Regions from separate parts of the Homo sapiens genome. Here region 2 is linked to region 1. A link is a loop called in an ENCODE intact Hi-C map of the cell type or tissue named here. Cell type or tissue: GM12878. All regions are shown on one strand. Each heading gives the region's core, and the rest is flanking DNA. Links, peaks and the distances in the headings are about the cores only.

Region 1 (4,000 bases), core at 1-4,000:
ACATAAAAAACATATAATTTCAAGTGAACACTTATTCTTAAGTAATGATACATATGGACAATTATTTATAATATGTTATGGGTTTTCTTCATCTAGCACATCTATGTCCTGGGTTGGCTCTCTGAAGGTTGGCCACCCTAAGACTATAGTACCATTCTAGTGGGAGGAAAAATATATAAACAAGATACTATTTGTAAATTGCACAGAATAGAAACTGATAAACAATGGTGCCATCTGTGAAAGTGACATCAGTGGCTGGAACAGGTGAGAGAGGCTTTCTTTTACTAGGGTATTTTAAAGTAGTCTTAAATGTTGTACCTTGCAAATATACCACGTATTTTTATTTTATTTTATTTCTTTTTCTGAGATGGAGTCTCGCTCTGTCGCCCAGGCTGGAGTGCAGTGGCGCAGTCTCGACTCACTGCAACGTCCACCTCCTGGGTTCCAGCGATTGTCCTGCCTCAGCCTCCTGAGTAGCTGGGACTATAGGCGTGCCCTGCCATGCCCGGCTACATTTTGTATTTTTAGTAGAGACAGGGTTTCACCACATTGGCCAAACTGATCTCAAACTCCTGACGTTAAGTGATCCGCCCGCCTCGGCTCCCGAAGTGCTGGGATTACAGGCGTGAGCCACCGTGCCTGGCCCCCACCTATTTTTAAATGTACCTTGCAAATATTCAAAAGCAAGGGACTGTTACTAGTTTTACACAGAGGTTGGCCACAGTAAGAGTGGAGAAAGGCACTAGCTCAGCGTGGGAGCACGTGCTCTCACTGGAAACAATGTATTGAGAACACATGGTTCTTGGTTGGGGGGAGTTCCTGCCCAAACTTCAAGATGGCGGCCAGGTGGACTGCTGATTCTGATGAGTCTGATGAGGTGAGCTGCGCCACAAAACTGAAGGACCCGCTAAGCCTGGGAAATTAGTATGTATTTGTGTAAGTGTTTGTGAGGAGAGCCACTGGAGGGTTTTAAGGAAAATAATGATTGGATTTATGACTGAAAGGTCCGTCTAGCTGTGTAAGGAATGTGGGGGGACACTATTTGGGGAGCATATTTCTGTAATCTTGGTAAGGATGTTGGCTTGGACTCGTTAGCATAGTAGCACTGGATGGAGATGTGGAGACATGGATAGAACTTTGGGAGGTCACCCGGACAAGACTTGTTGCTAGGTTGAGTGTGGATTGTGAGGGAAAGCGCCAACATGGCTGCCTGCTCCGTTTCTGGCCTGGGTGAGTCACGGTTCCTGTTCCTGAGGGAGAATCCTAGGGCGTTGGTGGATGTGGAGGGTAAGAATGAGTTATCTGCGACATTTTAAGCCAGAGATAGTTAACTGATGCACATTTTTTGAAAGTCACTGGGGCTGGATGGTAGGTTCTCACGAAAAGTCATTCGGGCTGTTCTGTGGGTGAGGGGCTGGGAAGGGTGTAACTGGGAGGCAAGGAAGGGTCCTGTGTTGGCCTCAGCGGGGAGACAGGAAGCTGCTCCAGGGCCAAGAGAGGCTAGAGGGTCTCTAACGGGCCGAGTGAAGGCTTTAGTTTTTCATCAGTGTGAAATGGGCAGCCACGGTAGGGCTTTGAGTGTGACAAGGGCTGACCAAAGTCTTGCTGTGGGGAGAGCAAGCTATTGGGTAGGATTGTCAGATTTAGCTAATAAAAATCCAGGACACCCGGTTAAATATGAATATCAGAACAATTATTTCGTAGCATAAGTATGGCCTGTGCAAATCTGGGATATACTTATACTAAAAATGTATTCCTTGTTGATGTGACATTCAAACGTAACGGGTCCAACTGTGTTGGACCAAGCAGCCCTAACACCGACTGGGTCTGGAATTCCGGGAGGCCGAAAGGGGCAAAGGTGGTAGCCGTGGAGGTGTGAGGAGGGACCCCCGCAAAGGTGAGGTTGGCCCACTTGGTGCCCTTTGCCGGGAAACAACTCTGGGAAGTCGAGCTTCTCGGCCCCTCTACTTCTTTCAGGCCCCAGCAGGCTCCATGGGGAAGGATTACCTGCCTCTTCCAATACTGAACTCGGGCACCCCAGCGCGTCTCTTCCCCTGGCCAGCGGCTTGCTGAAACTCCCGCCCCCGGCGGCTGGCACGTAACCCCGCCTTCCGTTTCCCTCCTCCCGCTCCCCGCAGGGGTGGAGCCTGAGCGAGGAGCCCGCGAGCTCTCCTCTCTCCTCTGTCTCCGCGGATGACGAGTGGCTGGATAACATGGAGTCGGGCAAGATGGCGCCTCCCAAGAACGCTCCGAGAGATGCCTTGGTAAGTGCGAAGGATAAGCCGCGGATCGCGAAGCCAGGTGCAGCCAGGGACCTGCGAGGCGGGGCCACGCTGAGGGCCTGAGGGTCGGCTCGCACGCTCGTTTCAGTCTAGTCAGGGCCGTCAGGAGGAGAGGGTGATGGGGATGCGCCCTGGCCCCCGGGCCCCTATCTCGCCGCTTGGGCCAAGTCTTGCCAGAGGGTCGCGGTCCAGTGGAGCTTGCGGAACGGCTGCCCAGCTTTGTGTCCTGGGCTTCGGGCCCCTGCCTCCCCCTCGTCTCTAGCTATCTGCCAGCCCTGACTCCGCGTCCAGGGTTCTGATGCTACCTTAACCCGCCGCCACAGCCAAAAATGACAACCAGCTGGAGCTACTTACCTCTGCTGGAGAAGCCAAATTCTGTCTTCTCTTTGCCCCACACCCCGCCCCCAACCCCGCCAAAAAATAAAAATAAAAGTTTTCTGCAAAAGCGTACTATGCGATTTCGTGTGATCACTGACTCACTTGGGAGGGCAAGGGTGAGTAGGACTTTGGAGCCCAAAGAAGGGGAACCTTGTATCATAAATATAAATACTACCCTTCAGTGCAGCCTTGATTTCCAGTACCAAATTCTGCATCTGGTGTTTTTATTTGAATCCACAGGTGATGGCACAGATCCTGAAGGATATGGGAATCACAGAGTATGAACCAAGGGTTATAAATCAAATGTTGGAATTTGCTTTCCGTAAGTTAATGAAACACCAAAAACTTGCCTAACTTGTGAACTTGAAAAGATATTTTTATTGTAAGAACATTTTCTTTTATTTTCTTTTTTGAGACAGGGACTCGCTGTTGCCCAGGCTAGAAGGCAGTGGCGCGATCTTGGCTCACTGCGGCCTCCGCCTCCTGGGTTCAAGCGATTCTTGTGCCTCAGCCTCCCGAGCTGGGACTACAGGCACTTGCCACCACGCCCGGCTAAGTGTTGTATTATTAGTAGAAAGGGAGTTTCGCCATATTGCCCAGGCTGGCCTCGAACTACTGACTCAAGTGATCCCCCCATCTCGGCCTCCCAAAGTGTTGGGATTACAGGCGTGAGCCACCGCACCCAGCCTTGTAAGAACATTTTCAACCAAATTATGTTAACAGTATCATAGAATTCAGCCTAAAGAACGAAAGGAGCTCAAGCTAGGGGACAGTAGTATTCACACTGTGATATCTGTTTAAAACTGATCATATAGACAGGACAATTACTTATTAAAATCAGCATTTAGGCTGAGCACAGTAGCTTACACCTGTAATCTCAGCACTTCGGGAGGCTGTCGCGGGGAGGCCAGGAGTTTCCTGGGCAACATAGCGAGACCCTGTCTCTACAAAAACCCACAAAATTTATAAACCGTCTACAAATTAGTGGAAAGTTTTATTAAGACAAGTAGCCATAAATATTAAGCTGTCTTCATATGTTTAAGAAAAGATTGTTTTGTTCTTATAGGTTATGTGACTACAATTCTGGATGATGCAAAAATTTATTCGAGCCATGCTAAGAAACCTAATGTTGATGCAGATGATGTGAGACTGGCAATCCAGTGTCGTGCTGACCAATCTTTTACCTCTCCTCCCCCAAGAGATGTGAGCAAACTTTGATTTGAAGTTATTTTTACTTACAATTTTTAAAACTGTAGTTCTAATAAGGATTTTTTTTTTAAGTTTTTACTGGATATCGCAAGGCAGAAAAATCAAACCCCTTTGCCACTGATTAAGCCATA
Region 2 (10,769 bases), core at 1-4,000, 180 kb before region 1:
AAAGGGTTGTCTTTGTGTTGTCATGGATTCACCAAGCTAAGTAGAATTGAGCTAATAATAACAACACTCAAACATCTCAGATGTGTCTTACATACTTATTCCAAAGTTCCTAGGAAATACTCAGGCCTCAGAAGGTAATAAGGCTTCTTTTCATTCCAAATTGGTTACCATTTGTGTTTGATCTGAATTTGAATTCTTACTTAAGACAAAGGGCCTTAAATAAAAAGCAATCTCCTAGAGAACAACTCTTTTGCAAGAGCCAGACATCTAAATGCCAAGATGATAGAAGCAGGCCTCAGAGTTAGCTGTAAGCAATGACCTCAGAACATCAGAGGATTCCAAGCTGCTGGTAATTAGGTAGAGAGTTATAGAGGTATTCCTGGAAAAAGGCCCTCTACTTAGTGCTTTACAAAAAGTTCAAAAGTATGTGTGTAGGTTGCAACACATTTCTATCACCCAAACTAGGGGTGAAAGTATCCTCCACTATACACTGTCACCCACACTCATGCACTCCTCAAGATCTCTATTGCCTTTTGTTAACTTTCATTTCCCTTAAGTTCTGGTCTTATGCATCCTTTTAATCTGATTACACAGGATAAAGCATTTTTGGCACAGTACAATGGAAGGGGACACACTGTCATTAGTTCTGAATGCCACAGTCCAAGGTCCTTTTTGGTTTGACAGTGTCATGTGCTTAGATTCCAACTGTCTGACAACAGAATGGCCTGAATTGATGGGTTTGACGTTCTCCTCTTAAGGAGAATAAGAGACTACAGAAGAAACACCTGAGAGCTGTCAGCAACGAAGTATCAGTTCCCCCATAGTTTTTAATACCAATGAGAATACATATCCTTGGAAATGTATTCCCAAAAAGCATATCCCTGTGAGCAGCACATCCCTGGAAATATGAAGTAAGAAAGCTACTTATTGTAATGATAGGGCTAAAGTGATCACAGACGGAAGGATCATTCTGCCCTCCTCCCCCAAATCTTTTACTACGATGGAAGAAAGTCACTGGGATCATTAGCATAGCCTGATGGTTTGTAGATTAAATCTCCATAGAGGATGAGTAGCTTTACTGTAGTCAATCAATAAACAATCACTCAATAAACATCAAATACACATTTTCCTATGTGCAAAGAGAGATATGATTGTGGGGTGGTGTGGTCAAAGTAGGTGAGCCTTATATGAATAAGAAAGAGAATAATAAAAATTTACATTTTAAAGAGCTTTGTAATTTACAAAACATTCATATTTGTTGACTCTCCTATTCATTCAGATATTGATTCAACAAACATTAATGAGTGTCTACTGTATCAAAAGATTAATACAGCATTGTCCCTAACCTCCCTGAGCTCAGAATTACAGGATGGCACAACCAACTTTTTTTCATTTGACAATAATAGGCTACATGGAGAGGAGGAAAGAGGGCACTGGGGAGTTGGTCAAATAAAAACAGGGCTCCACTGAGCTGCACCCTCTTTAAATATGTTTTCTGCATCCTGCCACTGCTCAGCAGCAGAAGAGGAAGTATCGGTTTTAGGAGCCCTGAGTCCCAGCCTCCCCACTTCCTCTTCTGCTTTGGCCCTGCCTTCATCACCCCACTCCTGTTGGCACTCCTCCAACACATACAGACTCTCCAGTGCATGCTAGCATTTACTAGAAAGGTAAAGGAAATCTTGGCAGGCGTATAACTTAATAGAATCATGAAAGTACATCCAGATACTGATTTAATCTTTTTGTCTCTGCTATTGGTTCAATCCAAAAACACCCATCAGTCTCATTCGGACCCTATAATCAAACACATCCTTGAGTCTTTGCATTTCCATTAGTCTCTGAAATATGGCACTTTTGAACTCTCCTCCAGCCCCACCAGACCACTTATGCCTTTTTTTTTTTTTTTGAGACAGGGTTTCACTCTTGTTGCCCAAGCTGGAGTGCAATGGTAAAATCTCGGCTCACCACAGCCTCCGCCTCCCGGGTTCAAGCAGTTCTCCTGCCTCAGCCTCCTGAGTAGCTGGGATTACAGGCATGTGCCACCACGCCCAGCTAATTTTGTATTTTTAGGAGAGATGGTGTTTCTCCATGTTGGTCACGCTGGTCTCAAACTCCCGACCTCAGGTGATTCACTCACCTTGGTCTCCCAAAGCGCTGGGATTACAGGCATGAGCCACCGCTATGCCGTCTTTGTTTTAAGATCTTTGCCTCCCTTTCTGCCCAAATGTGTAGATTCAATCTGCTCCACCCCCTTTCCTTTCTTCTCTGGTGATTTGTAAAATGCCCATCCATGAGTCATGGTCCCCTGCACTCTGTGAATTTTCAGGCTTCTTTTAAATAGATTCTACCCTACTAGATATATCCACATTTTACTATCACTTTACACCATTATTTAGATTCTTGCATAACAGCACCTGCACTTACACACACACACACACACACACACACACACACACACACGTGCTCCTTCCTCTGATCCTAGACATCCACCCTGGGAAATTAGATGCTCTATTACTCAAAAGCTCTTAAGACCACAAAGTTACTCTTCAAAGTTGCCCAATTAGGAGAGGAAAAGAGCAAAAAATGAAGAAAGCAACTCACTGCTACTAATGAGCTATGAGCTTACTGTCTAAATGGGTGTGACAGACATGTAAGCAAAAAGAGTAATTACAGCAATAACAGAAAAACAGAGAGCCAAATCATGAGTGAACTCCCATTCACAATTGCTTCAAAGAGAATAAAATACCTAGGAATCCAACTTACAAGGGATGTGAAGGACCTCTTCAAGGAGAACTACAAACCGCTGCTCAATGAAATAAAAGAGGATACAAACAAATGGAAGAACATTCCATGCTCATGGGTAGGAAGAATCAAGATCGTGAAAATGGCCATACTGCCCAAGGTAATTTATAGATTCAATGCCATCCCCATGAAGCTACCAATGACTTTCTTCACAGAATTGGAAACAACTACTTTAAAGTTCATATGGAACCAAAAAAGAGCCCGCATTGCCAAGTCAATCCTAAGCCAAAAGGAGAAAGCTGGAGGCATCACGCTACCCAACTTCAAACTATACTACAAGGCTATAGTAACCAAAACAACATGGTACTGGTAGCAAAACAGAGATATAGACCAATGGAACAGAACAGAGCCCTCAGAAATAATGCCACATATCTACAACTATCTGATCTTTCACAAACCTGACAAAAAACAAGCAATGGGGAAAGGATTCCCTATTTAATAAATGGTGCTGGGAAAACTGGCTAGCCATATGCAGAAAGCTGAAACTGGATCCCTTCCTTACACCTTATACAAAAATTAATTCAAGATGGATTAAAGACTTAAATATTAGACCTAAAACCATAAAAACCCTAGAAGAAAACATAGGCAATACCATTCAGGACATAGGCATGGGCAAGTACTTCATGTCTAAAACACCAAAAGCAATGGCAACAAAAGCCGAAATTGACAAATGGGATCTAATTAAACTAAAGAGCTTCTGCACAGCAAAAGAAACTACCATCAGAGTGAATAGGCAACCTATAGAATGGGAGAAAATTTTTGCAATCTACTCATCTGACAAAGGGCCAATATCCAGAATCTACAATGAACTCAAACAAATGTACAAGAAAAAAACAACCCCATCAAAAAGTGGGCGAAGGATATGAACAGACACTTCTCAAAAGAAGACATTTATGCAGCCAACAGACACATGAAAAAATGCTCATCATCACTGGCCATCAGAGAAATGCAAATCAAAACCACAATGAGATACCATCTCACACCACTTAGAATGGCAATCATTAAAAAGTAAGGAAACAACAGATGCTGGAGAGGATGTGGAGAAATAGGAACACTTTTACACTGTTGGTGGGTTTGTAAAGCAGTCCAACCATTGTGGAAGTCTGTGGCGATTCCTCAGGGATCTAAAACTAGAAATACCATTTGACCTAGCCATCCCATTACTGGGTATATACCCAAAGGATTATAAATCATGCTGCTATAAAGACACATGCACACATATGTTTATTGTGGCACTATTCACAATAGCAAAGACTTGGAACCAACCCAAATGTCCAACAATGATAGACTGGATTAAGAAAATGTGGCACATATACACCATGGAATACTATGCAGCCATAAAAAATGATGAGTTCATGTCTTTTGTAGGGACAGGGATGAAGCCGGAAACCATCATTCTCAGCAAACTAACGCAAGGACAAAAAACCAAACACTGCATGTTCTCACTCATAGGTAGGAATTGAACGATGAGAACACATGGACACAGGAAGGGGAATATCACACACTGGGGCCTGTTGTGGGGTGGGGGGAGGGGGGAGGGATAGCATTAAGAGATATACCTAATGTTAAATGACGAGTTAATGGGTGCAGCACACCAACATGGCACATGTATACATATGTAACAAACCTGCACGTTGTGTACATGTACCCTAAAACTTAAAGTATAATAAAAAAAAGAAAACTAAACAACTTTAAAAAAAGAGTAATTACAGCACTGTAATAAATGAACCATGCACATGGGAGTATTCATAGAGAATGATAACTTCAACCTAAATCTTGAAGTATAAGTATAAATTTGCCAGGTTCACCTCTTGATTATTTAAGTGTGAAAGAGGATGCATAGATCACCTTCAAGTAGCTAAGGCATAATGAGATAAGGATGCTGAACTAAGTTGGTTAAAAAAAAAAAAAAGAAACAAAGGGTCAGGAGGCATTGCAAAATAAGAATCAACAGGACTCGAGGGATAAAATAAGGATAGGGTGGAGTCAAAGATGACTGCCAGGTTCTATGCCTGACTTACTGGAAGACTATTACTGTCATTGAAAAAATAGAAACATAAGGTGGGGAAGTTAATTTTGAAGAGAAGGTTGTTTTATCTGAAAATATGTTTGAAATTTTTTAAAGGACAAGAGATCCAAGTAGAGCAATCTAATAAGCAGCTGAAAATGATAGACTAAAGTTTAGGTAAGTCATTTGTGGCTGTGGTGGACAGAGATTTGTTATTTGCATGAAAGTTTTCTTTTTATTTTTAACTTCTTCTTAAGTTCAGGGGTACATGTGCAGGATGTGCAGGTTTGTTACATAGGTAAATGGGGTTTGTTGTACAGATTATTTTGTCACCAAGGTATTAAACCTAATATCCCTTAGTTATTTTTCCTGATCCTCTCCCTCTTCCCATCCTCCGCCCTCCAATAGGCCCCAGTGTGTGTTGTTCCCTTATATGTGTCCATGAGTGCTCATCATTTAGCTATCACTTATAAGTGAGAATATGCGGTGTTTGATTTTCTGTTCCTGCATTAGTTTGCTAAGAATAATGGGCTCCAGTTCCATCCATGTCCCTACAAAGGACATAATCTCATTCCTTTTTGTGTCTGCATAGTATTCCATGGTGTATATGTGACACATTTTCTTTATTCAGTCTACCATTGATGGGCATGTAGGTTGATTCCATGTCTTTGCTATTGTGAATAGTACTGCAATGAACATACACATGCATGTGTCCTTATAATAGAAGAATTTATATTCCTTCAGGTATATACCCAGTAATGGGGTTACTGTGTCGAATGGTATTTCTGTCTCTAGGCCTTTTAAATTTAATTTTAATAGTATTGGGGGAACAGGTGGTTTCTGGTTACATGCATAAGTTCTTTGGTGATGATTTCTGACATTTCAGTGCTCCCATCACCCAGGCAGTGTACACTGTACGCAATGTGTAGTCTTTTAGCCCTCACTCCCTTCCCACCCTTCCCCGAGTCCCCAAAGTCCATTATATCATTCTTACATCTTTGCATCCTCATAGCTTAGCTCCCACATATAAGGGAGAATATATAAATGTTTGGTTTTCCATTCCTGATCTACTTCACTTAGAATAATGGTCTCCAACTCTGTCCAGATTGCTGCAAATGCCATAATTTCATTTATTTTTATGGCTGAGTAGTATTCTATGGTGTAGATATACAACATTTTTTATACAGTCATTGGTTGATGGGCATTTAGGCTGGTTCCATATTTTTGCAAGTGTGAATAGTGCTACTATAAACATGCATGTGCATGTGTCTTTTTCATATAATGACTTCTTTTCCTTTGGGTAGAAACCCAATAGTAGTATTGCTGGATCAAATGATAATTCCACTTTTAGTTCTTTAAGTAATTTCCATACTGTTTTCCATAGTAGTTGTACTAGTTTACATTTCCACCAGCAGTGTAAAAGTATTCCCTTTTCACCACACCCATGCCAACATCTATTATTTTTTAATTTTTTAATTAAGTCTTGTAGGAGTAAGGCAGTATCTCATTGTGGTTTTAATTTGCATTTCCCAGATAATTAGTGATGTTGAGTATTTTGTCATATGTTTGTTGGTCATTTGTATATCTTCTTTTGAGAATTGTCTATACATGTCCCTTTTCCACTTTGTGATGGGATTATTTGTTTTTTTCTTGCTGATTTATTTGAGTTGTTGTAGACTTTGGATATTAGTTGTTTGTCAGATGCATAGTTTGCAAATATTTTCTCCCATTCTGTGGGTTGTCTGTTTACTGTACTAATTATTTCTTTTGCTGTGCAGAATTCTTTTAGTTTAAATTTGTCTCATCTATTTATTGTTGTTTTTGTTGTATTTGCTTTTGGGTTCTTGGTCATGAAGTCTGCCTTAGCCGACATCTAGAAGAATTTTTCCAATGTTATTTTTTAGAGTTTTTATGGTTTTGGGTCTTAGATTTAAGTATTTGATACATCTTGAGTTGATTTTTGTGTAAAGTGAAAGACAAGGATCCAGTTTCATTCTTCTACGTGTGGCTTGCCAATTATTTCAGCAACATTTTCTGAATAGGATGTCCTTTCCCAGTTTATGTTTTTGTTTGCTTTGTTGAAGATCAGTTGACTGTAAGTATTTGGCTTTATTTTGGGGTTCTCTATTCTGTTCCATTGGTTCTATTGTGCCATATAGTTCACAAGAGAAGTGGGGGATAGCTGGTAGTGAAAGGCCTCACCCACCTCCCACACAGTTGGCAAGGCCAGCCTCGCTCCTATAGTGCTCCACTAATGGTGCCAAGTTTAGATCCAGGCAGCTTGCTTTTGCAGAACTCAGAACTTTTCCCAGGCCATAAGCTTCCCCGCTGAGCAAGCAAACTTGGCTTTCAGGTCTCACCCCTTCCTATCTGCCCACAGTGTCAGCTGTGGCTCCTGCATTCATATCTGCAGCAGTTCCCATTTGCTCCCTGGCTTTTGCTCAAGAAAGTTAGTGCCCAGTTGAAATTGTTGCAAAATCCAGTTGGAAACTTCTTACACCCTGTGACCCCTCCCTAATTCCACTGGGTGCGTTCCCCAAAGGCCCCTGTGACATACAGTCAGGGATGGCTTCACTGGGCTCAAGCTGGATAATGGGAGCGCCTATAAGGCTCTTCCCACTGCTACTTTTACCTTGATGGTCTTGGATAAGATGTGGGAAAATTCTACAGATTGCCAGGCAGAGATTCTTGTTCTCTTCCCTTACTTTCTTACAAACAAATGTAGTCTCTCTGTCTCTCCATCGTGAACCACCTAAAGCTGAGGGTGGAGTGACACAAGCATCCCTGTGGCTACCACCACTATGACTGTGCTGGGTCAGCACAGCACTGGGTATCACCCCAGGCCTGCTGTAACCACTCCCTGGCTACTGTCTATGTTTACTCAAGGCCCTGGGGATCTATAATCAGCAGGTGGTAAACCCAGCCAGGCTTGTGTCCCTCTCTTAATAGTAGTAAGTTTCCCCATTCTTTGGGTGGGTCCTGTGGTGCCGTTCAGGAGTCAGGGACTAGAATCAAAATGCTTAGATGTCTACCTGGTGTGCTATTGCACTGCACCTGAGTTGGCACTCAAATTACAAAATGCAGTCCTTCCCACTCTTCCCTCCCCATTCCAAAGCAGAGAAGCCTCATCTCATGGCCACCATAACTATAGACCCATGGAGACTACTGCCAGACTACCACCAATGTTCCCTTAAGGGCCAAGTTCCCTTCAGTCAGCTTGTAGTCAATGCTGCCCAGCCTGGGACTCACCCTACAGAACAGTAGGCTCCCTTCCAGCCCAAGAAACATACAGAAATGCCATATGAGAGCCATATACTTGATTTGAGGACCCTGCGAGGTCATTTGGTGGTCTACCTCCCTGTGGCCAAGCTGGCATATAAGGTGTAAGACCAAATTCCCCTCACTTTTTTCTCTCCCTTCCGAAGCAGAAGGAATCTTGCCTCAGCCACCAGAGCTTGGAATATGCTGTTTCACCTGAAGCCAGCAGCTCTGTGTCACCAAAGACCATCAGCAATGTACCTGGATATCATTTCTGTTTATTCAAGGCCCAAGGGCTCTTCAGTTGGCCGGTGATGAGTGTTGCCAGGACTAGGTCCTTCCCTTCAAGGCAGCAGGTTCCCTTCAGAGTATGTCTAGAAATGTCATTCAGGAGCTAGGGCCTGGAAAGGGGGCCTCATAGCTCTAACAGGTGCCCTATCCTGCTATGGATGAGGTGGTATCCAAGATGCAAGATAAAGTCCTCCCCACTTTTCTCTTTTGTCTCTTCAAGCAGAAGGAAGGCATCTATTTTGGACTTGCAAGCTGTGCAGCCTGGGATAAGAAGAAGGATGATATAAGCGCTCTCTTGGCCTGGTTGGTGTCTCTGTAGGTCACATGCTTCTCTAGTCCACTGTATCTGGGCACAGTTTAGCACTAGGACGTTCCTAGGAGTTGCAGTCCTTGCAGCCTAGGCTGCCTTTCAAGATTATTTAGAGCCCCAGGGCACTTTACCCCTGGTGGCAAGGCATGCAGGAACTCAAGTTCTGACTGTTGGAGTGAGTAATTCTCCCCTGACTAAGGCTGGTTTAAATGCTCTCTCTGTGGGCAGGTGTCAGTTGAGTTTCATCCAGTTCTTCTTTCTGCTCTAATAGGACAGCACTGAGTTCAATGCCTCACAATTTCTGCACTCTCCCTCTCTGGCACACAGAAACACTCTTCCCACCACACTGTCACTGCTAGGGAATAGGAGATTAGTGGCATTGGTAATTCAAAGCTGTTTTTTCTACCTTTTTAGTGCCTCTTTCTGCAATATGAAATTAAAACCAGGTACTATGAGTACTCACCTAATTTTTGGTTCTTGTGAAGGTGATTTTTTTGTAGCTAGTTGTTAAAGTGACATACCTGCAGGGAAGACAATTGGTGGAGCCTTCCATTCTGCCTTCTTGCTCCATCCTCTGATACAATTACTATTTTTGAAAAGTACAAAGAAGAGCTAGAGACAAATTAAGTGAAAACAGAAATTTGAATTCTGTGGGTGAATCATCAACTCTCTAGTCAAGTGTTCTCCAAGGTTCTAACATCCTGAGAATACACTGTACTTCCTTCCTCCTAATTCTTCCACATCTGACCTTTCTAACCCTTTATTTACTGTGCCTTCTGAAACACCCTTTCCATTATGAGTAAATTCTCCTATGTCCTAAACCTCTTCAAATAATTCTCTCACCGTGTCCTTGCCTTAAGCTAACCTTGGTCTTTCTCATCAAAAGTGTGCTGCTTATTTTTCTACATCCCATATACTGTGAGCCAGAATCTATTAGCTGTCTCTTGGCTCGCTGATGCTACTCTAAATCATTACTTTTCTACCATAATGCAAAAAGACATTCATCTATGTCACCCTCTAATCTTTCTTATTCACATCGTCTGTCAACCTCTTAGACAGTTCTCCTCTCTACCCCCTAAATTATATGATCACTTTGGTAACGTCATCTTCCATGTGAACAACCAACCCAACAAACTGACTTCAATTTTTCTTACCACCTTATCTGAAACAATGTCCATTCACATTCCATCTTGGTTACTCATTCCATGCCCACGTCCAGGGCCTTATTTGTCACCACAGAACTGAAATTTGGAACTCCAATGTACAACACTCTGACTAAAGCCCATAGACTTTCAGACACCCCCTTTTACCACTACACCAGTTCATACATCTCAGTGAGTCTTCAAGTCTTTTGTGCTCTCCCTTTTCTGCCAATCTATTAAATTTCTTCATAATTTTACTTTTAGCTATTATTTTGGTTGCATTCTATTGTTGCTAATTTTATTTTTTCTGGTTTCAACTTTTATTTAGATTAAGGGGTACATTGTGCAGTTTGTTATATGAGTATACTGCATAATGCTGAGGTTTGGGGTACAAATGATCTCAACACCCAGGTAGGGAACATAGTACCCAATAGGTATTTTTTCAGCCCATGCCCACTTCCCTTTCTCCCCCATCAGGTAGTCTCCAGTGTCCATTGTTCCAATATTTATGTCTATATGTATTCAATATTTAGCTCCCACTTGTAAGCAAGGAAATGTGGTGTTTGGTTTTCTGTTCCTATGTTAATTTGCTTAGAATAATTGCCTCCAGCTCCGTCCATCTTGCTGCAAAGGACATGATTTTGTTTTTTTATATAGCTGCATAGTACTTCATGGTATATATGTACCACATTTTCTTTAACCAGTCTATCATTGATGGCCATTTATGTTGATTCCACATCTTTGCCATTGTGAATAGCAGTTTGATGAATATGTGCATGGATGTATTTTTGATAGACTTAATTATTTTCCCTTGGCTATATAGCCACTAGTGGGGTTGCTGAGTCAAATAGAGTTCCATTTAAAGTTTTTCAACAAATCTCCAAACTGCTTTCCATAGTGACTGAACTAGTTTGCATTCCCACTAACAGTGTATAAGCACTCTCTTTTCTCCACAGCCTCA

Evidence for each region. Peaks named below come from ENCODE experiments on the same cell type or tissue, not always from the same donor. Only the 100,000 strongest peaks of a DNase experiment are listed, where the experiment ranks them.
Region 2: a loop joins it to region 1, with 3 times the contacts of the local background. A loop is called at or near these places in 5 of 110 quality-filtered maps.

Annotation. Positions count from the first base shown.
Region 1 is chrX:78,137,825-78,141,824 of GRCh38, reverse strand. TAF9B (TATA-box binding protein associated factor 9b) reads left to right here and starts at 2,175. Exons shown (of 7, transcript NM_015975.5): 1 at 2,175-2,264; 2 at 2,901-2,982; 3 at 3,727-3,863; 4 at 3,942-4,000. The coding sequence starts at 2,214. RefSeq lists an enhancer at 2,177-2,486. In GM12878, for the core only: no CTCF peak of the experiment used is centred there; a DNase peak (open chromatin) is centred at 2,164; H3K4me3 peaks cover 1,075 bases; H3K27ac peaks cover 903 bases.
Region 2 is chrX:78,312,825-78,323,593 of GRCh38, reverse strand. The region is part of intron 1 of CYSLTR1 (cysteinyl leukotriene receptor 1); the gene reads left to right. Among named protein-coding and RNA genes, the nearest start is that of CYSLTR1, 9.4 kb to the left of the region's middle. RefSeq lists an enhancer at 530-619. In GM12878, for the core only: no CTCF peak of the experiment used is centred there; a DNase peak (open chromatin) is centred at 1,595; H3K4me3 peaks cover 543 bases; H3K27ac peaks cover 769 bases.